Regions from separate parts of the Homo sapiens genome. Here regions 1, 2, 3, 5, 6 and 7 are each linked to region 4. The links are chromatin contacts, found by Hi-C or POLR2A ChIA-PET in ENCODE. All regions are on one chromosome and are shown on one strand. The core of a region is the stretch at or near the end of the contact, and the rest is flanking DNA. Distances in the headings are between cores, read along the strand shown. Region 1 holds the start of TROAP (trophinin associated protein). Region 2 holds the start of VDR (vitamin D receptor). Region 3 holds the start of ASB8 (ankyrin repeat and SOCS box containing 8). Region 4 holds the start of CCNT1 (cyclin T1). Region 5 holds the start of CCDC184 (coiled-coil domain containing 184). Region 6 holds the start of SENP1 (SUMO specific peptidase 1). Region 7 holds the start of SLC48A1 (solute carrier family 48 member 1).

Evidence for each region. Hi-C counts contacts between places; a loop is a spot of excess contacts on that map. ChIA-PET counts read pairs that join two places held with the same protein, here RNA polymerase II (POLR2A). Pooled maps may share reads with other maps.
Region 1: a pooled map shows a loop between it and region 4 (14-fold over the local background). The contact joins the promoter of TROAP here to the promoter of CCNT1 in region 4. A Hi-C loop is called at or near these places in 9 of 50 pooled maps. POLR2A ChIA-PET finds 5 or more read pairs at or near these places in 2 of 52 experiments (Panc1 and activated CD4-positive, alpha-beta T cell).
Region 2: a map of ascending aorta shows a loop between it and region 4 (8-fold over the local background). The contact joins the promoter of VDR here to the promoter of CCNT1 in region 4. A Hi-C loop is called at or near these places in 1 of 168 maps with a recorded cell type or tissue (ascending aorta), 1 of 37 single-sample maps with no recorded cell type and 7 of 50 pooled maps. POLR2A ChIA-PET finds 5 or more read pairs at or near these places in 1 of 52 experiments (WTC11).
Region 3: a loop to region 4 is called in a map of CD8-positive, alpha-beta T cell, with 12 times the contacts of the local background. The contact joins the promoter of ASB8 here to the promoter of CCNT1 in region 4. A Hi-C loop is called at or near these places in 3 of 168 maps with a recorded cell type or tissue (CD8-positive, alpha-beta T cell and naive thymus-derived CD4-positive, alpha-beta T cell), 6 of 37 single-sample maps with no recorded cell type and 16 of 50 pooled maps. POLR2A ChIA-PET finds 5 or more read pairs at or near these places in 1 of 52 experiments (activated CD4-positive, alpha-beta T cell).
Region 5: a loop to region 4 is called in a pooled map, with 13 times the contacts of the local background. The contact joins the promoter of CCDC184 here to the promoter of CCNT1 in region 4. A Hi-C loop is called at or near these places in 4 of 168 maps with a recorded cell type or tissue (CD8-positive, alpha-beta T cell, gastrocnemius medialis and naive thymus-derived CD4-positive, alpha-beta T cell), 9 of 37 single-sample maps with no recorded cell type and 17 of 50 pooled maps. POLR2A ChIA-PET finds 5 or more read pairs at or near these places in 2 of 52 experiments (activated B cell and naive thymus-derived CD4-positive, alpha-beta T cell).
Region 6: a loop to region 4 is called in a map of B cell, with 26 times the contacts of the local background. The contact joins the promoter of SENP1 here to the promoter of CCNT1 in region 4. A Hi-C loop is called at or near these places in 3 of 168 maps with a recorded cell type or tissue (B cell and naive thymus-derived CD4-positive, alpha-beta T cell), 12 of 37 single-sample maps with no recorded cell type and 17 of 50 pooled maps. POLR2A ChIA-PET finds 5 or more read pairs at or near these places in 2 of 52 experiments (WTC11 and naive thymus-derived CD4-positive, alpha-beta T cell).
Region 7: a loop to region 4 is called in a map of CD8-positive, alpha-beta T cell, with 7 times the contacts of the local background. The contact joins the promoter of SLC48A1 here to the promoter of CCNT1 in region 4. A Hi-C loop is called at or near these places in 1 of 168 maps with a recorded cell type or tissue (CD8-positive, alpha-beta T cell) and 1 of 50 pooled maps. POLR2A ChIA-PET finds 5 or more read pairs at or near these places in 1 of 52 experiments (BJ).

Annotation. Positions count from the first base shown.
Region 1 is chr12:49,321,156-49,324,504 of GRCh38, forward strand. TROAP (trophinin associated protein) reads left to right here and starts at 2,100. Exons shown (of 15, transcript NM_005480.4): 1 at 2,100-2,194; 2 at 2,449-2,597; 3 at 2,690-2,882. The coding sequence starts at 2,454. It overlaps TROAP-AS1 (TROAP and PRPH antisense RNA 1), which reads right to left. Exons shown (of 8, transcript NR_120449.1): 1 at 3,337-3,349; 2 at 2,992-3,184. RefSeq lists enhancers at 813-1,032, 2,174-2,323.
Region 2 is chr12:47,903,628-47,906,720 of GRCh38, forward strand. It overlaps VDR (vitamin D receptor), which reads right to left and starts at 1,367. Exons shown (of 10, transcript NM_000376.3): 1 at 1,328-1,367. RefSeq lists a silencer at 1,360-1,489.
Region 3 is chr12:48,155,525-48,158,970 of GRCh38, forward strand. It overlaps ASB8 (ankyrin repeat and SOCS box containing 8), which reads right to left and starts at 1,991. Exons shown (of 4, transcript NM_024095.5): 1 at 1,935-1,991. RefSeq lists enhancers at 1,775-2,297, 1,802-1,851, 1,872-1,921, 1,952-2,171.
Region 4 is chr12:48,715,207-48,718,514 of GRCh38, forward strand. CCNT1 (cyclin T1) reads right to left here and starts at 1,501. Exons shown (of 9, transcript NM_001240.4): 1 at 1,309-1,501. The coding sequence starts at 1,469. RefSeq lists enhancers at 1,266-1,545, 1,616-2,616, 2,016-2,255.
Region 5 is chr12:48,182,013-48,185,364 of GRCh38, forward strand. CCDC184 (coiled-coil domain containing 184) reads left to right here and starts at 1,632. Exons shown (of 1, transcript NM_001013635.4): 1 at 1,632-3,352. The coding sequence starts at 2,111. The coding sequence ends at 2,695.
Region 6 is chr12:48,104,272-48,107,412 of GRCh38, forward strand. It overlaps SENP1 (SUMO specific peptidase 1), which reads right to left and starts at 1,808. Exons shown (of 18, transcript NM_001267594.2): 1 at 1,757-1,808. It also overlaps a transcript of PFKM not described here. RefSeq lists enhancers at 805-1,680, 1,186-1,395, 1,681-2,554 and a silencer at 1,536-1,675.
Region 7 is chr12:47,771,988-47,775,039 of GRCh38, forward strand. SLC48A1 (solute carrier family 48 member 1) reads left to right here and starts at 1,251. Exons shown (of 3, transcript NM_017842.3): 1 at 1,251-1,453. The coding sequence starts at 1,318. RefSeq lists a silencer at 1,117-1,726 and enhancers at 1,472-1,978, 1,979-2,483.

The sequences.
Region 1 (3,349 bases), core at 850-3,349, 610 kb after region 4:
ATTTTTGTATTTTCAGTAGAGACGGGGTTTCACAATGTTGGTCAGGATGGTCTCAAACTCTTGACCTCAGGTGATCCGCCCACCTCGGCCTCCCAAAGTGCTGGGATTACAGTCATAAACCCAGCCGAAAGTAGATGATCTTTTTGTTGTTGTTTGTTTGGTTTTTTTTTGAGACGGAGTTTCGCTCTTGTTGCCCAGGTTGGAGTTGCAGTGGTGCGATCTCGGCTCACCTCAACCTCCGCCTCCTGGGTTCAAGCGATTCTCCTGCCTCAGCCTCCTGAGTAGCTGGGATTACAGGCATGAGCCACCAAGTCCGGCTAATTTTTGTGTTTTTAGTAGAGACGGTTTTCTCCATGTTGGTCAGCCTGGTCTTGAACTCCCAACCTCAGGTGATCCCCCTGCCTTGGCCTCCCAGAGTGCTGGGATTACAGGCGTGAGCCACCGCGCACAGCCTGAAAGTAGATGAATTTTAAAGATGCATACAATTAGTAAAGATACCTTACGTATCTTTAAATTTTTTTTTATAGAAACAGGATCTTGCTACACTGTCTAGGCTGGTCTGGAACTCCTGGCCTCAAGCGATCCACCTGGGCCATCCAAAGTGCTGGGAAAGACGCCTGTAACCCCAGGCTAGACAACGTAGCCAGATCTTGTCTCTACAAAAAAACACAAAAATTAGCTGGTGGCAGGCACCTGTAGTCCCAGCTACTTGAGAGGCTGAGGTTCCCACCTCAGGAGGCCGAGGCTGCGGTGAGCTGAGATCGCACCACTGCACTCCAGCCTGGGCGACAGAGTGAGACCCTGTCCCAAAAATGCATAAATAGTAAAACTAGTGAGAGTGAATGAGAGATGGGATATGTAAAGGGAGTGGGAGGAGTTAAGGAGTAACTCCTCGGTTTCTGGCTTGTGTAAGAATAACTTCTGTGATTGGTGGGGAAAATCCACCAGAGTTCTGTTAAGTGTTGTTCATTTCCTGTCCCCCGTTAGGGGTTACCCCTTCCATCTTAAGCAGGATATTCTAGGATCTCTCAGTCTCACAGCCTTGCCCACCAATAACCAGCAGGTGAGCCCCCTCTCCCCAGACCTCTAGATCTGCAAAAGGCAACCTGGAGGCAAGGAAATCCCCAGCTGTGAGTAGCCATTCAATTCTGGTGCTGTGGTAACTGAGTTCAAAAACAATGAGTCTTGTTACCTACCCGTAAAATGAAAGACACCTCATCAGACACCTCACTGGATTGTGAGGCTCCAAGGAGCACACATATTGTTAGGCTCAGTTCGATTCCCTCCAGCCCTCTCCGCCCGTTTGAAGGCAGTTCCTTATCCCGGAGACAACGTACAGATGTTCTCTCTTTCCCTCTTTATTTTTTTTAAGACAGGGTCTCTGTTGCCCAGGCTGGAGTGCAGTGGCGCGACCACAGCTCACTACAGCCTCAACCTCCTGGGCTCAACACGATCCTCCTGCCTCAGCCTCCAGAGCGGCTGGGACTACAAGCGCGCACCACTGCACAGGGATTATTATTATTATTTTATTATTTTGTAGAGAAACGGGTGGGAGTGGTCTCGCTATGTTGCCCAGGCTGGTCTCAAACTCAGCTCAAGAGATCCTCCCGCCTCGGCGTCCCAAAGTGTTGGGATTACAGGCGCCTGCCACCGCGCCCGGACGCAGATATTTTCTATGGGCATCTGGAATGGCGTCCCCAAAGCTTGGCGCCGTGCTATGGTCAAGCCGGGTCGGGGGCTCGGGCCAGCCTTCAACACCGTTGGCAGCAATCGGAACGATCAACTGTACCCTCAGTACCGCGACCTCGCCCGGTCCTGCCAATGGCCGGCCCCTAGCCGGTCCTGAGGCCTCGCGAGAGCTCCCGTGGCTACGCCTTCCCCGGCCTCGGAACGGCCCCATCCTTCCTCTTTCCCCGCCTCCCAGCGGCGCTCCACTCTCGGATTGGCTGATTGATCCGAGTCAGTTTTTTTCCTCGCCAGAAAGCGGTTCGACAATTGGTCCTTCTTTTGGCCCCTCCTGCGATGCCCGCGGATTGGACGGCTGAGTCTGGCTACGCGGGCCTCCGCGGGAGCGCGACCGGGCCAATCAAGAGCTTGGCGTATTTTACAAACTGAGAAAGTAGCTCCAGCAGCACCCGAGAGGGTCAGGAGAAAAGCGGAGGAAGCTGGGTAGGCCCTGAGGGGCCTCGGTAAGGTAAGGCACGGGGGTCTTGAAGGGAACGAAGGCTGCTGGGTTCATAGGGAGGAGGGCAGTTTGGGGCCCGAGGGCGAAAGAGTAGGCTCGGGGTGTCTGGAGATAGCACCCATAAGAGCGGTCTTGCAGGCGCCGGGGGCTTGTGGGCGCGTGGATTAGGGCGGAGGTATCAGGGATGGCAGGACAGGTGCCCCGAGAACTGGTTGATCTTTGATCTTAGATTCTGCCTGCCTTCTTCCCCGTCTCAATTGTAGCCATCATGACCACCCGGCAAGCCACGAAGGATCCCCTCCTCCGGGGTGTATCTCCTACCCCTAGCAAGATTCCGGTACGCTCTCAGAAACGCACGCCTTTCCCCACTGTTACATCGTGCGCCGTGGACCAGGAGAACCAAGATCCAAGGGTAAGAGGGGCCTAATGGGGGAAGACAGTAGTCACACCAGTAATGCACCCCAACACTAAACCTCACCTTTTTGTCCCCGCTCCCTCCCCTAGAGATGGGTGCAGAAACCACCGCTCAATATTCAACGCCCCCTCGTTGATTCAGCAGGCCCCAGGCCGAAAGCCAGGCACCAGGCAGAGACATCACAAAGATTGGTGGGGATCAGTCAGCCTCGGAACCCCTTGGAAGAGCTCAGGCCTAGCCCTAGGGGTCAAAATGTGGGGCCTGGGCCCCCTGCCCAGACAGGTACCTGTTGGAGCCATGGTAACACGGCCTCCATGGCTGAGTAGGGGACTAGGAAGGGTAAAAGTGGGGTTTTGGGGTTTTGCACTCACTCCTGCTGTCTCCTACTTACTGTGATAGTCCTGGTCCCAGCTCCTGGAAAGCTCTTTGCTCTTAGAAGATCTCCCTTTCCTCCAGCAAAATGTCATCTCGCCAGGTGCCATGGCTTGTACCTGTAATCACAGCTACTCAGGAGGCTGAAGCAGGAGGATCACTGGAGGCCAGGAGTTGGAGACCAGCCTGGATGACAGAGGGAGATCCCATCTCTTTAAAAAATAAATAAATAAATAAATAATAAATATCACTTCTTCTGAAGCCTTTTCCAGTTCCCCATGTCACAATCAGTTGCTCTGTGTTCTCCTAATACTTTGCAGCACTTCTTTTATAACATGTATATACCTTGGCTTGAGTCTGTTACCTGTCTATAGTTT
Region 2 (3,093 bases), core at 117-2,616, 810 kb before region 4:
CTGAGTTAAAGCCTTCTTTGCCAACACCATGACTTCTCTGGCCCCAGACTTTCCTAATTTCTTTTGCTCACCCCCTTCACTAGCAGAGATGGGCTGCTAATGAGACCACTAGGCAGAAATGGAAGGAAGGGCTGGAAAAGCCTGCAGTGCTGGGATGCACCTCCTTATCCCAGGAGAAAGATGAGATGTAGATTTATCATAAAGCCACTATCCCTTCACGGTCACCTCCTGCTAGAATCATCTCATAGCCATTCCATAAGCACTGCTGTGTTGGGTATCTGAGCCCCTGCCCATGAGGAAGACCACCTTCCAGCAGGGAGCTGGAGCAGAGCTGAACTCTGCCCAGGAGAGCTTCTGCAATGCTCAGAAAATGCCTGCCCAACTGCTTGCCTGGGCTCTGGCCCCTTTGGCTGCAACTGAGCCCAGACAGGAGGCTGACTCACTCACCGCACGCATAGAGGAGGAGGAGGAACAAGAGGAGGAGGAGGAGGAGGAGGAGAAGGAGGAGGAACTGTGAGAAGGGTCTGGGCTTGGAGACCTAAGGCTCCCCCAGCCCAGGCTAGGTCTCAGACTCTGGTCCCTGGGTGAAGAGAAGGAGGGGCAGTTGTACACTGGCCCTGGAGACCACAGGCTGTTCCCTCCTAGATACTTCTGAATCTTCCTCACCACCACCCACAGATCCAGGGCACCTCACTTTTCAAACAGAAACTACTCCTTGAGCCCCTTCCTCATTTAAATGCTTGCCCCTGAGTTCCTCTGAACATCTATTGACAGGCTGTCCTGAAAAAAAATAGGGCCAATTAGGTCTAAACTCATTGGTAGTTCAAAGAAAAGTAAAAAAAAAAAAAAAAAAAAAAAAATTACTTAAAAGACCCAACTCCACCATCACAGGTGACCATACCTGGGCCCTGTAAGACAATAAATAAGGTTACACACCCTCCACTCCAGCAGTTCTGAGCACCATCGACAGCCAATCGCTCCTTTTCTTATTCCTCCACTCCATGCCAAGGCGCCCCGACAGAAGAAGGAAACAAATACTTCTTGTTGCCCAAGTGCTAAGCACTGTGTTAGCGGAGCATTTCTCCTAAGCGCCGAGGATGTCGCTGCTCCCCTCGCCAGCCTGGCACGAACTTCAGCTTTCTCAAACCTCAGTGCCCCTTAGTGTCCCAGCCTCATGGCACGACAGCCCGGACCTCAGTAGCCAAGTTTACCGCTGAGACTTAGACTCTAATGCTCGCAGCCGGGCGCTCAGGCCCCGGTATCCCAGACGCCCCGACCCCGAGTCCCTATCCTGAGACCCCCTTTCCCGCTGCTCCCGGGTTCGCACCTGGTCCGGCCGGCGGGTGGACAAGCTGTTCCGCGCTCCCGGCGCACACGGCTCCGCTGCCGCCTTTTGACAAGCAGAGACAGCCCAGCACCTGGCCCCGCCTCTCGGTCAGGCCCCGCCCCGGCCCCGCCCCGCCCCTCCGCCCCGCCCACAGGTCCAGTCCTCTCTTGCCAGGAGCTCCGTTGGCGCTGCAACCATCTTGACTTGGAATCAACCACCCTATAGGCCACGCTGTAGCCTTAGATACTCTAACTCGTGAAATTTTCATCGACCGTCGTCCATAGGGCAAGGCACGCTTCTGCCCTCTGTGGGACAGAGTTGTCGATGATTATAGGTGCGGATACCCGCTTCAGCCTGTGTTAATCGGGGATGCAGCCCCCCACCCTTCCTGCCGTGGTTCTACCCAGCCTGCTGCGGACGCCTGAGCCAGGTGCGTCACCCCCACCTGGGCTGACCAGGCCAGGACTTCGTCGTCCGCGGGACGCTGGGGGGCGCCTGCCGACTGGCACCGGCGGCTAGCTCCGCACGAATGGGAAATCCCGGGCTCCGCTCGCCAACCTGTTACTGCTGCAGAACGCCAGGAAGCTCAGCCTGATCCCACAGATTAGGGTAAAATATCCCGGGGGGCCGAAGTGGAAACCGGAGTTGCGTCATTGCTCCCACCCGATATCACCTTGGCAGCGACCGCGGCTGACCACGTTCCCGGCCTGTCGCGAATCTCACCCAAGGGAGCTGAGTCTCAGCTTCCCTGGTCCCTGGTCCCGAGTTCCGCCTTCCCCCCCCGCCCCGTGGCATCGGCGTGAGGGGAAAAGATAAAGACTACCTCCTGAGACCTGGAATTGTGGATGGCTGCGGAAAACTCACCACAGGAAATTTTGGCTTAAAGTTATTCTCTGCTTCCCTTGACTGTGTGATAGGCACCGCTCTATCTGCTAGAGGACAGGTGAAAAAGATGGGGTTCCCTCTTCTTAGAACTCACTGTGCAGTGGGAGAATGTATAAATAAATAGTAATTACAACATAATCTTCTGGAATAGAAATGCTCACAAAATCATCCAGCAGTCGATGACCTCCTTTAGCCAGGGAAGATATTGCTATTCGCCTCTTACAGAGGAGGAAACCATGGCTCAGAGGGACAAGGTGAAAGGGTGGGAAATTGAGGCATAGAAAGTTTAAGTGATATGCCCAACATGACTCAGCTAATCAATGAAGGACTAGTGCTAGAGCCCAGCAAATCTGCTGGTGCAATGGTCTCTGAACCATTTCTGAGACAGCTATGCTGGACTACATCATAACCAGCCCCTCACAACTCAATAATAGGGTTAAAAGAAATAGACTGAGATTAAATAGAAGGAAGAACCTTCCAACAGTGAAGTTTGTTAAGCACTGCAACAGTTCATTATGGAGGTATCATGGCAACTTTCTGGGAAGACTTAAACAAAAGACAGAAGAGAGGCATAGCGTTTGATTGAACTTGGGAATGGACCATTTATTCTGAGAAACAGATGAAGTGCCCCTTTAGAGGTCCTGCCAGTCTGATGGATGGATTCTCTACCTGTAATGAAAGTAATAGGAAGGATCCCCTTGCCCAAAGCATCGTGGGAAAGCTAGCGGTGATTCTTGTGGGAAGAAAAGCATAAGAGGAAATTTCCAACCACCAATACCTTGGGACATTCTCTGCAAGTCCCATGAGCCTCTGAAAGAGGTTGAACACTCAGAAGTCACTTTTGTGGTGCTTGACTGGCCTGACATCTTGCAAATAAACCT
Region 3 (3,446 bases), core at 741-3,240, 560 kb before region 4:
TAGCCTGGCCAACATGGTGAAACCCCGTCTCTACTGAAAATACAAAAAAATTAGCCAGGCATGGTGGCATGCACCACCCCTGGTAGTCCCAGCCACTTGGGAGGCTGAGGCAGGAGAATCGCTTGAACCTGGGAGGTGGCGGTTGCAGTGAGCTGAGATCGCGCCACTGCACTCCAGCCTAGATGACAGAGTGAGACTCCATCTCAAAAAAAAAAAAAATATATATATATATATGTATATATAGTCTTTTGCTTTATTTTTTTTTTTTTGAGGCGGAGTCTCACTCTGTCATCTAGGCTGGAGTGCAGTGGTGCGATCTCAGCTCACTGCAACCTCAGCCTCCCAGGCTCAAGCAATTCACGTTCCTCAGCCTCCTGAGTAGCTGGGATTTACAGGTGTGCACCATCACGCCCAGCTAATTTTTGTATGTTTAGTAGAGACAGGGTTTCACCATGTTGGCCAAACTGGTCTCAAACTCCTGACCTCAGGTCATCCACCTGCTTTGGCCTCCCAGAGTGCTGGGATTACAGACATGAGCCACCATGCCCGGCCTATTTTTGCTTTTTGTGATTGTGTATCCCTTTATATATTATATACTATAAATTCTGATAGTTTCTATTTTGTGAATCAGTAGCCATTTATAGTAGATGTAAATTCCATTAAAAGAATGCAAGTAAAAATATTCATATGTATCGATAATTCAAATTAGGTATTTTTCTCCCGTTATCATGCACGGATAAGCTGACACACTTGTTTATATGTCTCTATGACATTTTCTAGATAGTTTAGATTTGGCATGTGTTTTAATCTCTCCAGTAGCCACTAAACTGCTCTGAGACAAGTATCTGTATCTTATAATTTTTTTGTTTCAAGGAAAAAAAAAGACAAGTGCATTTGAGTTGGTAATTCCAAGAATGGCAGCAGAAGACAGAGCATCTAAAGCAGGAGGCTTGGACCAAAGTGGTTCTGTTGCCTGTAATCCCAGCACTTTGGGAGGCCAAGGCAGGAGGAACTCTTGAACCTGGAAGTTCAAGACCAGCCTGAGCAACATGGCGAGACGACCCCAAAACCCAATCGTCTCTACAAAAAAATTCAAAAATTAAAATAAATAAATAAAGTCGTTTTGTTAACCATTTCTGGGCCATGATAATCGGATGAAACTAAATCCTGAACTAATTTCCCGGGCGCTCTTGGGCTCTGGGCTAAGAACTCCTGAGAGTATGGTCAGTGGTCTGCTGCTGCCTGGAAGCTCCCGGTAAAGGAATGAAACTTCAGGGCAGACAGCATTCACTTCAGGAATGGTCAAGGAAAGCTAAATTCGATCTCACTAGACAGCAGCCCGTGTAAGGTTTGATCCCCTTGGAAGGCCCTTTCCTCTGCTAGAGCTGAAAGCCCTGTCTCCCTCGTTTTCTTTTGCTACGGGATCCAGAGAAAACACCAAAGGGCACTTACTGAGAAGCTGAAAAAAAAAAAAAAAAAAAGCAAACTGGAAAAGAGAAGACACAACAGCTCTGATGCGAGGGAGGCCTCGGCCCCGCCCCCTCCCGCCCCGGGAGAACCTTGGCCGAGCCTGCAGCGCCCGTAATCCCCACCGCACCTGCTGCGGGAGGGCCCGCGGCAGCTGTCTCGCTGAGGCTAGGGGGCGGGGGGCAAGGGCACGAAACGCAAGGACGTGCGGTGTCACTTTCTGCACGGGCTCTAAACAGATCGCAGCAATCCCGGTAGGTCCGGTACTGAAAGAGAATCACGCAATTTGCGCTGGGGGGCCTCAGACGCGGACCAACCCCCTCTTCGATCTGCCTTCTAAGGCCCGGAAATAAGTCTCAGCCTCGAGAACTAGAGCACTTCGACCAGGGAGTAGAGGAAGCGTTATTGGGCGTGGTACCCTGGGTTAGGAAACCTGGCTGTAGACCCACTCCAAGGACCGCACTCACCGAATTGCTGGGCTGAGGTGGGGGTTGAAAGCCGCTGTCAAGGCGTGACCCGGAAGCAGAAGCTGTCGGGGGCAGGCCCTCTGTTTACCGGACTAGAAGACCAACTAAGATGGGCGCCTGCGCACTGATGAGTGTTCGTCAGCGGGGCGCGCCTGCGCAGACTTGTGCAGCAGCTTTCGCCCTCCAGAGGCCTAGTTAGGGGGTTACTTTCTCCTTTTACTCAGAGGCTTTGCGCGCAGGCTCAGTGCAGCGTTCTCGGCCACAGCCGCAGGGTTCGGGTCTTGGTCCTGCAGCGGGGATAAAAAAGCTCAGGAACCCTGAGTGTTGGGCCGATTCTATATGGTTGCACCTGCGTGGACCAGGCCAGCAGGGGTCCATCCACAATGGTTCAGTTGCTTAGGAGACTAAACTCTTAGTAGGAAGTGTCTTTGACAAAAATACTTACAGCATTATTCATAATGGTGGAACGAATCTATGCTCCTTAGAACCCTCCTGTACATGTCCACCCTCCTTCAAGTAAACCATATCAAAGACAAACTCAACCACCCAAGAGGTGTAGTATTCTAAATGTAGAGGAATAAATGACCTTTATAACTCTTATTAGGGTTAATGAAACTTCCCGCACAAAAACATGATGACACCTCTGAGTGACAGACTTTCTGTGCAAAGCATAAACATTTTGAAGTCAGCAGCACATGGTGGTGGTGCATGGAAGGAGTGAAGCAGCAGCCCATTTAGGCAGACTGCAAGAGTTGTGGTCTGCCCGGTAGCCTGTTTAACCAGAGTGCCCCACACCTACTCCCCAGAGCTTGTTCTAAGCAACCAAATCTAACCAATTAGAGATTTAAAGCAGGCCCAGACAGATCATGTACATCAGTAAGAGGATGGTAAACTGAAAGTTCATGACCTGGTCTGAGGAGTGGGCCTCCTTTGAGCTCCAGACTCAAAGGAATTTTGCCAGGTAGGAATATGCCCTCCACTTCCTGCCACTGCACCATGGTGAGATCGTCCATTTTTCAAAAGAAGCTGAAATACAGATTTTTTTTAAAAAGTGAATTTTTCCAAGTTGCAAATGTTGGCAATGTTTTTATTATTATTATTATTATTATTATTATTATCATCATCATTATTTATTTTTGAGATGTAGTTTCGCTCTTCTCACCCAGGCTGGAGTGCAATGGCGTGATCTCGGCTGGCTGCAACCTCAGCCTTCCGGGTTCAAGTGATTCTCCTGCCTCAGCCTCCTGAGTAACTGAGACTACAGTCACCTGCCACCACACCTGGCTAATTTTTTTTTTGTATTTTTATTAGAGATGGGGTTTCACCATGTTGGCCAGGCTGGTCTCAAACTCCTGACCTCAGGTGATCCACCCTCCTCGGCCTCCCAAAGTGCTGGGATTACAGGCATGAGTCACCACACTGGACCACATCTCTCAAATTTCTTGGTTGGGAAATGCTGAAGTATATAAATTCTGGGAAACCATCAGCATCTTACAAATGTAAGAATGAGCG
Region 4 (3,308 bases), core at 251-2,750:
CAGGATGCTTAGGAAACAAACCTGGACATCAGCAGGAAACAAACTGGCGATAAAACAGACACCCATTTTGAGATGAACACACCCTTAAGATACACACATTACTGTCAGCCACACATTTAAATAGAAGCTGCACCCAAGAAAATTTTCACACGCAGAGTGGAAAGAAATTTAAAACTATACTAGTTTTCTCCACCATAAAATAAGTGTATTTCCTAACAAACAAAAATATGTGGGAGAGGTTACCTCATTTTTTTTTTAATTTTTTTTTTCTGAGACGGAGTTTCACTATTGTTGCCCAAGCTGGAGTGCAGTGGCGCCATCTCGGCTAACTGCAACCTCCGCCTCCCGGGTTCAAGCGATTTTCCTGCGTCGGCCTCCTGACTAGCTGGGATTACAGCTGCCCGCCACTACGCCGGGGTAATTTTTTGTATTTTTAGTAGAGACAGGGGTTTAATCATGTTGGCCAGGCTGGTCTCGAACTCCTGACCTCAGGTGATCCACCCGCCTCGGCCTCCCAAAGTGCAGAGATTACAGGCGTGAGCCACCGCATCCAGCCGTTACCTCATTTTTGAAAATGAAATACATATCATCACTCTAAGTAAGTTAAGGACCCGGTATTTTGTAAACTATTTAAAACATTAGATTCGTGGGTATCCCCTACAAACGTAAACTAACATCTTTCCTCTGAAATTCTATAAAACAGTAGCTACTAACTGAGCATCTGAATGCAAAGCACTGTGCTGGACACAGAATCAAACACAAGAGGTATTATCCCATTTTATAGACAAGACGGCCAAAAATTTGAGAGGTCACTTAAACAGCTAGTAGATGAGGAATGGATTTTGGACCAAGGCTGAGGCATTAATTCTAGTCCACCCTTTATAACACTTTCAGGTACTGAATTTCTCGAAATTTACACACTAGGTTTGGGAGGCAGCCGTCAACAGAGAAACCTCTGCCAGACCTAGACCCCTAGGGCACAGCGGAAAATGAGAATCTTAACGTCACCAGAGCAGATCAGAACACAATGAAGACAGAGTTGGAAGGGCTGGTTAAAACACAAAGCCGGGAAGGATACGAATTCCCAGCAAGGCTGGCGGCACGGGTGAGCGAGCGGGAAATCAACTCTGCCTCGCTTCCCTAGCGCTAACTGAGTTTCAGCCCGCCCCATCGTGGGCTCTCCCAACTAGACATCCAGCTTCTGCCCACCTTCTTCCCCACTTTCGTCCCCCCCACAGAGCCTGAGACCCGGACGCCAGAGCATGGCGGGACCAACTCCAAGGCCGAAGGCCTAGGCCACAAGGATACACGTTAAGACGCTGCCCCATGTCCTGAAGCAGATTGGCCGCCTGCTGGCGATAAGAAAGTTCTTTATCTGGGTCCACGCCAAAACGACGGGATGGGCTATTTTCCAGCTGTTCTCGAGTGAAATACCACCGTTTGTTGTTGTTCTTCCTCTCTCCCTCCATAGTGCTTCAACCAGAAGGCAGCGGCGAAGGCTGCAGGCACTTCCCAGCGTCACCTAAGAGGCGACCCACATCCGCTGTGCGGGGGCAACTGCGACTTGACGAACTTCCGCTAAGCGTCGACCGCCGGGTTGTTACTTGCCTCCGTAGAGGAAGCAAAAGTCAAAGGACCTACTTCCGGAATGCACCTCGCTACACCCCGTAGCCGAGTTAACAGCCAATATGCGACCAGAAAAAACCTTGAGGCGAGGACGCAGGCGCGTCACGTGACCGTTGGGCGGTGGAGTGGGGTTAGAAGTTCTTTCTTAAAAACCGTGTATCTTCCCGCGAGAACCGGATTGAGCGTTGGCGCCCCGGGTCAGGCTGCGAGGCCGCAATTATAGTGGGATGGGGCGGCCGCCCACGCGCCGCTTGGCGGTTCTTACGAGAACTTTGTTTGTGACGGCAGTGGTGATGTAAAATGGGGCAGATGGGCCGGGCGCGGTGGTTCACGCCTGTAATCCCAGCACTTTGGGAGCCCGAAGCGGGCGGATCACGAGGTCAGGAGTTCGAGACCAGCCTGGCCAATATGGTGAAACCCCCGTCTCTACTAAAAATACAAAATTAGCCGGCGTGGTGTCGCGCGCCTGTAGTCCCAGCTACTCGGGAAGCTGAGGCAGGAGAATCGCTTGAACCCGGGAGGCGGAGATCGCAGTGAGCCGAGATCACGCCACTGCACCCCAGCCTCCAGCCTGGGTGAGAAAGCGAGACTCCGTCTCAAAAAAATAAAATAAGTAAAAATGTGGCAGATGAACTTGAAAGAGAAAGTAGGTGAGGCTGTCAGAAACTGAAAAACAGAATCAAATGGTGGGGCTCTTTCGTATATCGGAGCATAAAGCAACTAGAAGGCTGTTACATTGTTGGTAGCAATGTAAAATGCGACAACCCATTTGGAGAGGTCGCTTTAATGTGTAGCCAAAGGCATGAAAACATTCTCACGTTGTTCGCCAGTGATCCAACTTAAAGGAATAAAATGAAATTAATAACATTAATTAAGAGCTTACATGTCCCAGGCACAATACTGACTTAAATATACTGTTTCATTTATTCAGCACAACTCTAAGAGGTAATTTTTAAGTACGTTTGCGAATGGGTGAACTAAAACTGCCCCTTGAGTGTGGAAAGCCTCCACCACTACCCCTCACTTGCACAGATTAGCAAGTTCTTGCCCTCTGTCAAAATATTTCCCAGCTCCTTTGCCGGGCGCGGTGGCTCAAGCCTATAATCCCAGCACTTTGGGAGGCCAAGGCGGGTGGATCACCTGAAGTCGGGAGTTCGAGACCAGCCTGGCCAACATGGTGAAACCTCATCTCTACTGAAAATACAAAAATTAGCCAGGCGTGGTGGCGCACGCCTGTACTCCCAGCTACTCGGGAGGCTGAGGCAGGAGAATCATTTGAACCCGGGAGGCAGAAGTTGCAGTGGGCCGAAATCGCGCCACTGCACTCCAGCCTGGGCAACATTGCGAGACTCCTTCTCAAAAAAAAAAAAAAAAAAAAAGATACATCCCAGCTCCAGCCTCTGATAACTGTTTGGTGCTGGGCAAGATAGTTAACTTCTCTATGCCTCTTTTCTGTGATAATACCTATGTTTTAGATAGTGAAAGGGAGTAAAGATTTAATGAGTAAAAAGTATTTATAATAGTACCTAGTACTTAGAAAATATTCAGTAGCCCTTATTGTTATAATATTTGTTACATTGTATTGAAATTGAAGGCAAGAGCAATGCCTTCATTTTTGTATGGCACTTACCTAGTAAAGCCCTGGCCCTAGTAAATAGTCCATAAATCTTTGTCAGATAAAT
Region 5 (3,352 bases), core at 382-2,881, 530 kb before region 4:
AATGGCTGCATAATACTTTATGTATCAGCAATTTTGCCTTAGTTTATTTAAACATTCTGCTGCTGGTCATTTAGGATAGTCCCCACTTGTTTCTATTTTAAAAGCAGTAAGATTGGTATAGGTCAAGCAGTCCTCTAGTGTCACAAAACTTTCCCTGGGCCAGCCTCACTCTTCATCACCAAGCACATAACCAGGGAAACCCAAAGGTAACACATTTGCTGTCACTGAACCGCCAGTCTACAAAACACTCACCTTTACGTAGTTCTTCTCTATCTTGAAGTGATATAGTTTGTTTCTCTTTCCCAGATTTATTCTTATGAACTTCATTTTTGGCTTCCGATCACTTGGCTTCCCTAATTTCCTAGGGTCATTATTAATTATTGTGCTCTGCCCAGGTGCTGATTCCTTCTCAATCTGCAATCATCTACGTATATTAAAGACAATTTTTCTTCTTCCTCCACCCTTCCTGCTCCACCCCTTAAATAGGGAAAGGGCTTGTCACAAAGGTTGGGGATACTCAGTGTATGTCTGAACTTGGGCACTGAAAGAGAGAGCGGGAATTACTCTAACACACAGTCCCCCCATCCATACCCTCCACACAACGGTCAACAGTTTACCTTTTCACCTGTGAGATGATGCAGACTGTTATTCAGAATTAGAAATAGTATTATAGATTATCCAGTCCAATTCCCTAACAGATGAGGAAAATGATGTGGCCAAGGTCGCTGAATGAATAAGTGGCAGAAACGAAACTGAATTCAGGTCTCCTAAAACCCACTACGTTTGGCTTGGGGAGTTCTGGATGAGAGCGTGGGACTTGGTGGTTTTTGTTATTCATTCAATAACTATATTAAGCATCTACATACTAGGTGCCAGGCACTATTTTAGGAGCTGGGGATTCCGTGATGGAGGGTGCAGGGGAGACAAAAATCTCTCCCCTTATGGAGCTTTCATTCTCAAAACTTAAGCACTTGGCCTCCCCATCTGGGACAAACTCCCAGAGACCTGCGTAGGAGCGGTAGGGTCTCATAAAGGAGGGAGTCCCATCCTTCCCCCGCTCCGGTGATTTCTATAGCTAGAGGGCTGATTTACTGCAGAAACCTCCGTAGCGCCCTCCTCCTGCCTCTGCACCGTCAGGCCCGGTGGGTCCGGCTCCAGAGCGCCACCGTGCCCCAGCTCAACTCTGGGATCATTAGCAACAGCCTCTCTACCCTCTCCGCTTTCCTGCGCATCGCTGGAGGACAGGGAGGCAGGACTCGACTTTAGCGCCATCCTCTGAGAAAGGAATGCGGGCTGGAAAAATCTTTCCAGGGCAGTCTCGCTGGGTCTCATACCCCGGCTAGGGGAGGGACGATCTCTCCCGGACTTGGAGGTTTCTGCAGCAGACGGCTCTCTCATACTTCCCTATTAAACATTGCGACCACACGCTCTTTCCAGCCTTGGCCGAAGCCACTGTAGCGTCCCCTCTCCTCCCCCCACCCCGCTAGTCCAGACTCCAGAGCCCCACTGCAGCTTCCAGCCATCCTCCCTTTTTCTTCGCCACTTCCTGGTTACCATGGAGACACACGTCATTTACGTGCCGTGCGTCGCCTTGGAAACAGAGGAGCATCCGCGACACCCCCGGGAGACCCACCCCAGCTGCTGCTGCCACACTCGCGGGCGCTGCCCGGTAATGGCCTGGGGGAGTCCCGAGTCCGACGCGCCGCTGGCCTCAGCCTGGACGCGGACCCCTCCGCGAGCGCGTCTGTGACCCACGGAACCGGCAGGCGCTCTCTGCTTGTGGCGCCCAGAGGGCGGCGCTGACACGGGCGCGATCCGGGAGGCGAGGCAGGGCAGGGCACTTTCGTCCCGGGGCGATCCCAAGAGACGCCGGCTCTGGGACCCTCGCCGGGTCCTCGTCCCGCAGCCTCTTCTCGGCCTCCCGCGATCCTGCCTGCGCCCTCTGCCCAGGACTCGTCTCTCACGTCGGCTCCCCGCCAGTCTCGGGAGCCTCCGCTTCCCTCGGCTCCCGCTAGCCCCTCCCGGGACCTCTCCCCCTCCACCCCCTCCCCCACCCCGGAGGCCGGGCTGGACGCGACCCAGAGCCTCCGCCACCCGCTTCTGCCACTCAATGGAGGACGGTCTGCTGGAGATCATGACCAAGGACGGCGGCGACATGCCGGCGCCCCTGGAGGTGTCCACCGTGCCGGCAGTGGGGGACGTGATCTCCGGGGAGTACAACGGCGGCATGAAGGAACTGATGGAGCACCTGAAAGCCCAGCTGCAAGCCCTGTTTGAGGACGTGAGGGCCATGAGGGGGGCCCTGGACGAGCAGGCCTCGCACATCCAGGTGCTCTCGGACGACGTGTGCGCCAACCAGCGAGCCATCGTCTCCATGTGCCAGATTATGACCACTGCGCCCCGCCAGGGCGGCTTGGGCGTGGTCGGCGGCAAGGGGAGCTTCCAGAGCGACCCCCAAGAGCCGGAGACTCCTTCGCCTGGGATCGGGGACAGCGGCTTGCTGGGTCGCGATCCCGAGGACGAGGAGGAAGAGGAAGAAGAGAAGGAGATGCCCAGCCCCGCCACACCCTCCAGTCACTGTGAGCGCCCCGAAAGCCCCTGTGCTGGTCTCCTTGGGGGGGACGGGCCACTTGTGGAGCCCCTCGACATGCCCGACATTACCCTGCTGCAACTGGAGGGCGAGGCCTCCCTGTGAGGGGACTCCGTGGGGCACTACCTTCCCGGGCTGTCTTTGGGTTTCCGAGTGCATGACGCGAGGGGGACTGAACGGCGCGGTGCGGCATGCTTCACTTGGACAGCTGCTCTTGTGGGTCAGGCAGAGAGAGACTCCCTCGAGGAAGGATTTGTAGGGTGAAGGACTTTGGGAGCATCGAGAATTCTTTCTGCCCAACTAAGCGAATTATAGCGAACTGCGGAAAGGTGAGGCTCCGGGAGAGGAAGCGCCCATCTCTGGACTCCCATCCATCCCTATCCTGTCCTTTCCCCCTTCCCAGACAACAGGAGAACCCGTGAATTGTGTAAATAAAATTCTGCTTTTTCTATTCTGAAAAAGGACTTACCTAGGACCATGGCAAATAATCTCTAACAATTTACCTGGAAATTAAGGAATTGGGGGTATTTTGTTCTGGCAACAGGAAATTTACCCTTCTGCTGAAATCCAAGATATTCAGTGCTCTGCAGAAGCCTCTCCCCCTCACAGATCTCTGCGGCTGCTGATTGGTAAAGGAAGCTTGAGGAGGGAACTGCAGCCCTAGGAATCTGGGTGAATGGGGTTCCAAGGGCCCCTGGGCTGGGAGGAGCTGGCTATGAATGTGCATGAAGACATAATAGCTCAACCTCTAGGATTTTGCAT
Region 6 (3,141 bases), core at 558-3,057, 610 kb before region 4:
GGCGGAGGGAGGGAGAGAGAGAGAGAGAGAGACGCAATGTTAGCTTTATCCAGGACCAAGATGTGGTTAGAACAATTTATGATATAAGAAGGGTGTGAAAGCAACCATGTGAAATCACCCTTTTCCAAGTTCTGAAAAACAATTATGTGTACAATAGTTTGTACTATATCGTCATGTGTTTGAGGTTCTTTCCTTCTATTTTTACATGTAATCTCTCCCAATCACTCTAACACCTTAAATACCTTAACACTCTAACGCCGTAAACCCTAAGTGTTCAAATTCTTTCATACACATTCATTTACTGTGCACCGACTACGTGCATTAAGAAAGGGTCCCTGCCACTGAGCAGCTCACTGTCCAGTAGGGAAAGCCAGATCCATAAACAGGTACCGCAAGACAGTAGAGCTGGTACAACTGATAGAAGATGTAGAAGTTGGGAAGAAAAGGACAAGAGTTCCAAAGCCGCAATGCAAGTCAACAACTGCATTCCCTTAGCCAGAAGTAGCAGAACCTGTTTTTGTACCCATCCACTCCCTCTAGACAACTCATTAGATGAGTGACATGAAGACCATCTTTGCAGTTGGGATAATTAATTGAAGTCAGTTAAAAATGAATAAGCCTTCCTAAAAGGGACTAGAGAGGAAAAATAAAGGGTGGTAGAGTGTAAACTGGAAGTAGGTTAAGGGATCATGCTTATAGAGATGCTTAAAGTTGCGCTTTAACTGTAATTTCAAAGTCAGGGTAATCTGTATTTCAACATGAGTCCTTAACACAAATTATTTTTATGAAGAATAAAGATTTAGGAGATGATGAGATCTAATACATCCAGAATAACCAATTATAACAAAGACCCTCAGTCAAATAGTTGGTAGTAGATAAAAGGCTTTATATGAATATTACAAGAATCACCACCACTCCAAATATAATAAGTGTACCAAATATGAAGTAAAATGACTTTAACAAGGCTGACTTGAAAGTGATAAAGAAGCAAGTTACTGCTAACAAGATAGTGGAAATACTGCACAGGCACCGATAAACAGAAATCACCAAGCTCAAGGAAAGAGAAACGAGGCATAGATCCAGAGATCACGTTAGGGTACACCAAGAAAGAGACGGTTCAAGGGAATTACCAGGAGGCGATGAGCCAGGTAAGCAAATTGTGGCAGTTAAGGGGATTTTCATAACCTGAGCAGGAGGGTCCAGACGTTTCTTTCTGATGGTGGCACTAGCGATATCACATCTCAGGGAGATACCACAGAGTAGGAGAGTTGGAGAAATGTTTACGTGAGACGCAGAAGTAGTCAAGAAATATCACTCGGGTCTCAAGGAAGGCGGGAGATGAAGCCGGTACCACAGAAAGCCGAGCTTCCCGGTGAAAACAGCTCTCCCCAGAGAAGACCCAGCTCTGGCGGGAAAGCCCCGGAATCGCAACCGGCCTTTCCCCAAGTACGGCTGGGCGCTGGGATGGGGCCTGCTGTAACGGCAGGGAGACGGTCTCTCCGCGGCCCAGGAGAGAGAGACCAGAAGGAACGGCCTCAGGTAGCCTAACGGCCACCGGCGGCCACAGCGCGGCCACCGGACAGCAGGGGGGAGGGGAGGTGGTCCCAGGGGGCGGGGCAGAGGAAAAGGCGCCGGCCCCACAGTGCTCCCCGCTTCCGCCCAGTCCAGCCCGGGCCGGCTGACCGGGTCCGACACAGTCTCCTGGACCAGGCTCCCTCCATCCTCACCCCTCCCCCAGCTTCCCGCCGCCACTCACCGAACCGGAACCGGCTGCCATGCGAAGGGGTTTCCGGCCGGGCGCGGAACGCAAAACCCGGGAACCGCCGCGAACCGGAACCGCCTTCACAGCACCGGAAGAGTCGCTAGGTGGCTGAAGAGGAGGGGGCTGGGGCAGGAGGTCAAAGAACAGAGTTAAGGACCAGTGGGGCGCCTGCGCGGTGTGGCGAGGCCCGAGAAGCGAAGGGAGCATTTAAGACTAGTCGTAATTTCTCAGTACCCTTTTCAGTCTGGGCTTTTTCGCTTTCTCGTACTCGGAATACTGTTAGTGAGCCCTTCGTCCTATGCTTTTCTCTGTTCCCTCTGCTCCCTTACCCGCCGCCTTCTGGTTCCGCCCGGCGAGTTTTGCTTGCTTGCGTTCCAGTTTCCATGGCAGCTTTTCGCGGTGGCCCTAAATCTGCGGAAACCTGTGGCTTCCCCCGACAGATAGGGACCTGAGATCTAAATCGATCTCAGGCTATCTCGTGTTTTATTGAGAATCACAGAACGTTAGTGCTTGTAGAGGTTATTGGAGATACTTTAGTCTTACCAGGTTCAGAGAAGTGAAGTGATTTCCCAAAGGTTTTAAGTGCACGGCCCATCTAGGACTAGGAAACAAGTTTCTTAACTTGCAATCCTGTACTCTGCACCACCTCATACTTGATTGACCATTCAGCAAGCAAACAAACAAACAAACAAGCAACTTGAGGACGGATTAGGCTAGACTCTGGCAAGATGTAGAACCTTCCAGAACTCTGGAGGAATTTGAAACAGGCAGAGCTGTGAGGAAAGCTTTTGGGAGCCCACTAGAGATCTGCTTTTCTGGGTAGAGATAGAGAAGGACCCAGGAATCACCTGTGACCTTTGAAGGGCTTTGTTGTTCCTGGGACACATTGATTAACCTGGAATCTGCCATACTTTCTAAGAGAACATAATGGGAAGAAATATGTTTGTTCATTCAGGCTTTTTGTCAAGCACCTCAGCTTGGCAGGCCTCTGGACCCAGGCCCTGTAGAAGTCTTAGAGAAATGCCCCCTTAATAGGTCCTTTACACCCAGATCACAGCCACAGGCACAGTCTGAGCTCAGACTTAAAGAAGGGCAGTTTCTGGAGGCCCCCAGCCTTTCTGATACTCTCAGCAGCTTGCTGAGTTCAGGGTTTCCTCCCCTGTCAAATACATCAAAGTAGATTATTTGTATTGCCTCATGTGCTGATACTTTTATATTATATTGTCAAGTCCTAAGGCCAAGTAGTCATGAGTGTAGCTGGTCCATGTCAGTCACTGACATCTTATTTCACAGCTCTGTTCGTTTGGATTAAACTCTGTCTCTATTTCTAGGAGGCAGCCATGCATAAAGACGAGTTTCATCTGAAATTTTTCATGTGT
Region 7 (3,052 bases), core at 1-2,500, 940 kb before region 4:
GGCAACCCTGATGTCCCCTTGATTTTAGCCCAGTGAGACCATTATTTGGATTCCTGACCTACAGAACTGTAAAATAATAATAAGTTTGTGTTATTTTAAATCAGTAAATTTGTGGTAATTTGTTACGGCAGCACACACACAAAAAAAACTAATGCAAGGGGTATTGGTTATGTTTTGTGCAGGTATATGATGGGCCTCCCCATGTGGATCCTTAGTGCTGTGGCAGAGCCCTTGTTATTGTGCTGGGATTTTCCCTCCAGCTCCCGGCCGGAAGCTGGGCTCACGTGGGAGCTCAGTGCCCTCCTGCTACAGATCTGTCTCTTCCTTACAATGGTATGATCCCGAGGGTCAGGGTGAGGGGTTTGGGAGGATAAGGCTTGTGCTGATAAAAGGAAAGGTGAGGTCCGTTGCAGTGGCTCAAGCCTGTAATTCCAGCGCTTTGGGAGGCCGAGGTGGGAAGACAGCTTGAGGCCAGGAGTTGGGGACCAGCCTGGGCAATATAGCGAGACCCTATCTCTACAAAAAATAAATAACAAAAAATACTAGCCAGGCGTGGTGGCACACACCTGTAGTCCTGGCTGCTTGGAAGGCTGAGGTGAGAGCATTGCTTGAATCCAGGTGTTGGAGGATGCGGAGCTATGATGGCGCCACTGTACTCCTGCCCGGGCAACAGAGTGAGACTCTGTTTAAAAAAAAAAAAGTAGGGATTTGTGGGGAGCTGTGCGTGAGGATAGAATGTATAGAATGTTTGCAGTCAGAAGGTGATGGTCGCAGGGGTTCCCAGACTTTAGTGTGTGGAGAAATCCTCTGCGATATGGTGGGAGGGAACCTGGTTGATAGAAGGACGGGCGGAAGGAATTCTATTCACAGCGTACTCTAATATTTCTTAAGTTTTACCTATTAATTTTTAACAAGAAATTTTAATTTTAATTTTAAACGAAAATACGCATCGTACTCAGAGGTAAAGATTTTTAATCCTCGCGGTTCGCTCGTATAAAGGCATATTTCCGGTCCCTTCCAAGGTCCAACAATCCGGACACGGCGGGTCTGGGGATGGGCCCAGGAATCCGCCTTTTTAGCAGCATTCCCCCAAACGACACGGCAGCTTCGCAAAGCGGCGGTGGCGTCTGCGGTTCCGGGCGCGGGCGGCCTCCGGCCGGGGAGGGCGCTGTGCGGGCGGCGCTGGGGGCGGGCCGGGGGCGGAGCGCGGGGCGCCGGCTGCTCTGGCGGCTCCCGCGGCTCCGGCTGGCGGCTTCGGGCCCTGCACCTGTGACTCTCGGCCGCGCTCGCCCTCGGCCCGCCCGGCGCCGCAGCCCCATGGCCCCGTCCAGGCTGCAGCTCGGCCTCCGCGCCGCCTACTCCGGCATCAGCTCCGTGGCCGGCTTCTCCATCTTCCTCGTCTGGACGGTGGTCTACCGACAGCCGGGGACCGCGGCCATGGGAGGGCTCGCAGGTACCCCGGGACGCTGGGCGGCGCGGGGCGGGTGCGCGGCTGCGGGGCGGGCGCCGTCAGCTGCTCCAGGACGCTCCCCGCGAGCGGCGCTTCCCCGCGGAGCGGGTGGAGTGTTTACTCGAAAACAGCGGTTGGCGGCGGCAGGCCCCACGCGGGCCCGGGCTCCTGGGCATTCCTGGGTGCCTCTGAGACCCGATGCCCGCCCGGGCGCCACCTGGGGGTGCCGACGGCCCGCCACTGCCGGCTGCACAGACCTGCCGCGCCGCCCGGGTTATCTGTCACGGCACACTGCCTGTCGCCCTCCGCCCAGTTGCCCCACGACAGTGTCCCCTCCGCGCGCCCGCGGCGCTGGTCGCCTCCTATCCCCAAACACACACACACACACACACGCACACACACACGGTTGTTCTGAGGGATCCCCTGCCCCCCAGGCGCCCCTTCCCTGGGTGCTGGGTGAGGGCAGAGAGGGAAGAAGTGGGAAAGGAAGAGGGCTAGGGGTGGCTGGGGAAGCCCATCTCCCTCCTTCCAGAGGGCTCCCCCGCAGAGCCCTCTGCTGAGACCCACAGGGAGGACGGCGTTAGGGATCTCATAGAAACTGGACATTCTCTTTCCACCCATGTTGGTGCCTTTTTGCTACCCGTCTGCTGTGGCTCCTCAGCCAAGCTCTGCCAAATCCTGCAGGCCAGCCGCCCTTTCTGTGCTTCTGGGAGGGAAGGGGAAGCATCGGTGCGCTGATGGGGGCTCTGGGCTGACCAGTGCTCCTTGTTGTGCACATTTGGGCTCGCAGTTTAACCTCTCTGCGCCATAGAATTGGTATGAAGATGAAAAATATTATCTCTACTTTCTAACATTTTAAAAAATGCTTTCTATGTGTCAGGCACTATGTTAAGCAACCTGCTTCCCTTATTTCATTTAATCCTTACATTAGTCTCATGAAGTAGGCCTTACGATTATGTCCATTTTACAGATAAGGAAACTGAGGCCTGAAGTTAAATAAATTGCTTACCCGGGATTACACAGCTACATGAAATAATATGTGTGGGAAAGGACTTTGGGAAGAAAATACGTATAATACTTTTACATATGATGATTATATTCCATTACTAAAATCCTCGGCCAAAAGAACCCTAAATGGAATAACTAAAAATAACTAATTTACTCACTGCCACAGGGAGTGCTGAGTGCCATCCCTGGGTAGAGTCGCAGCATGAGGTGGGGTTAATGCCTTAGAAGAGGGGCATACAGGGCCCCACCCTACACAATGCCAACAAAGCACTGGGTCACCAAGAAGGGGGGATGGGCACCCTGGCTAGGGTGTTCTCTGCCTGCCCAGCTGCCTCACCACCTGTGGGATCCTGAGGACAACTGGCCCATCTCTGCGCGTTATCTACAGAGCCCTAGTTCCTTTCCCCACTGCACCCCGCCACCCTCCATGTTTGTCAAGGTTCACTTCTCCCTGCCACTTTTTTGTTTCCTATTGGCCCTGTTGCTTTCCCCTCTGGAAGGCGGCGTCAGAGCCCTATGATTGCATTGCGAAGACCGAAGGCAAGAGAAGGATGAGCAGGGAGGGCCAGCCTGGGATCTCAGCTGGTTGTGTTG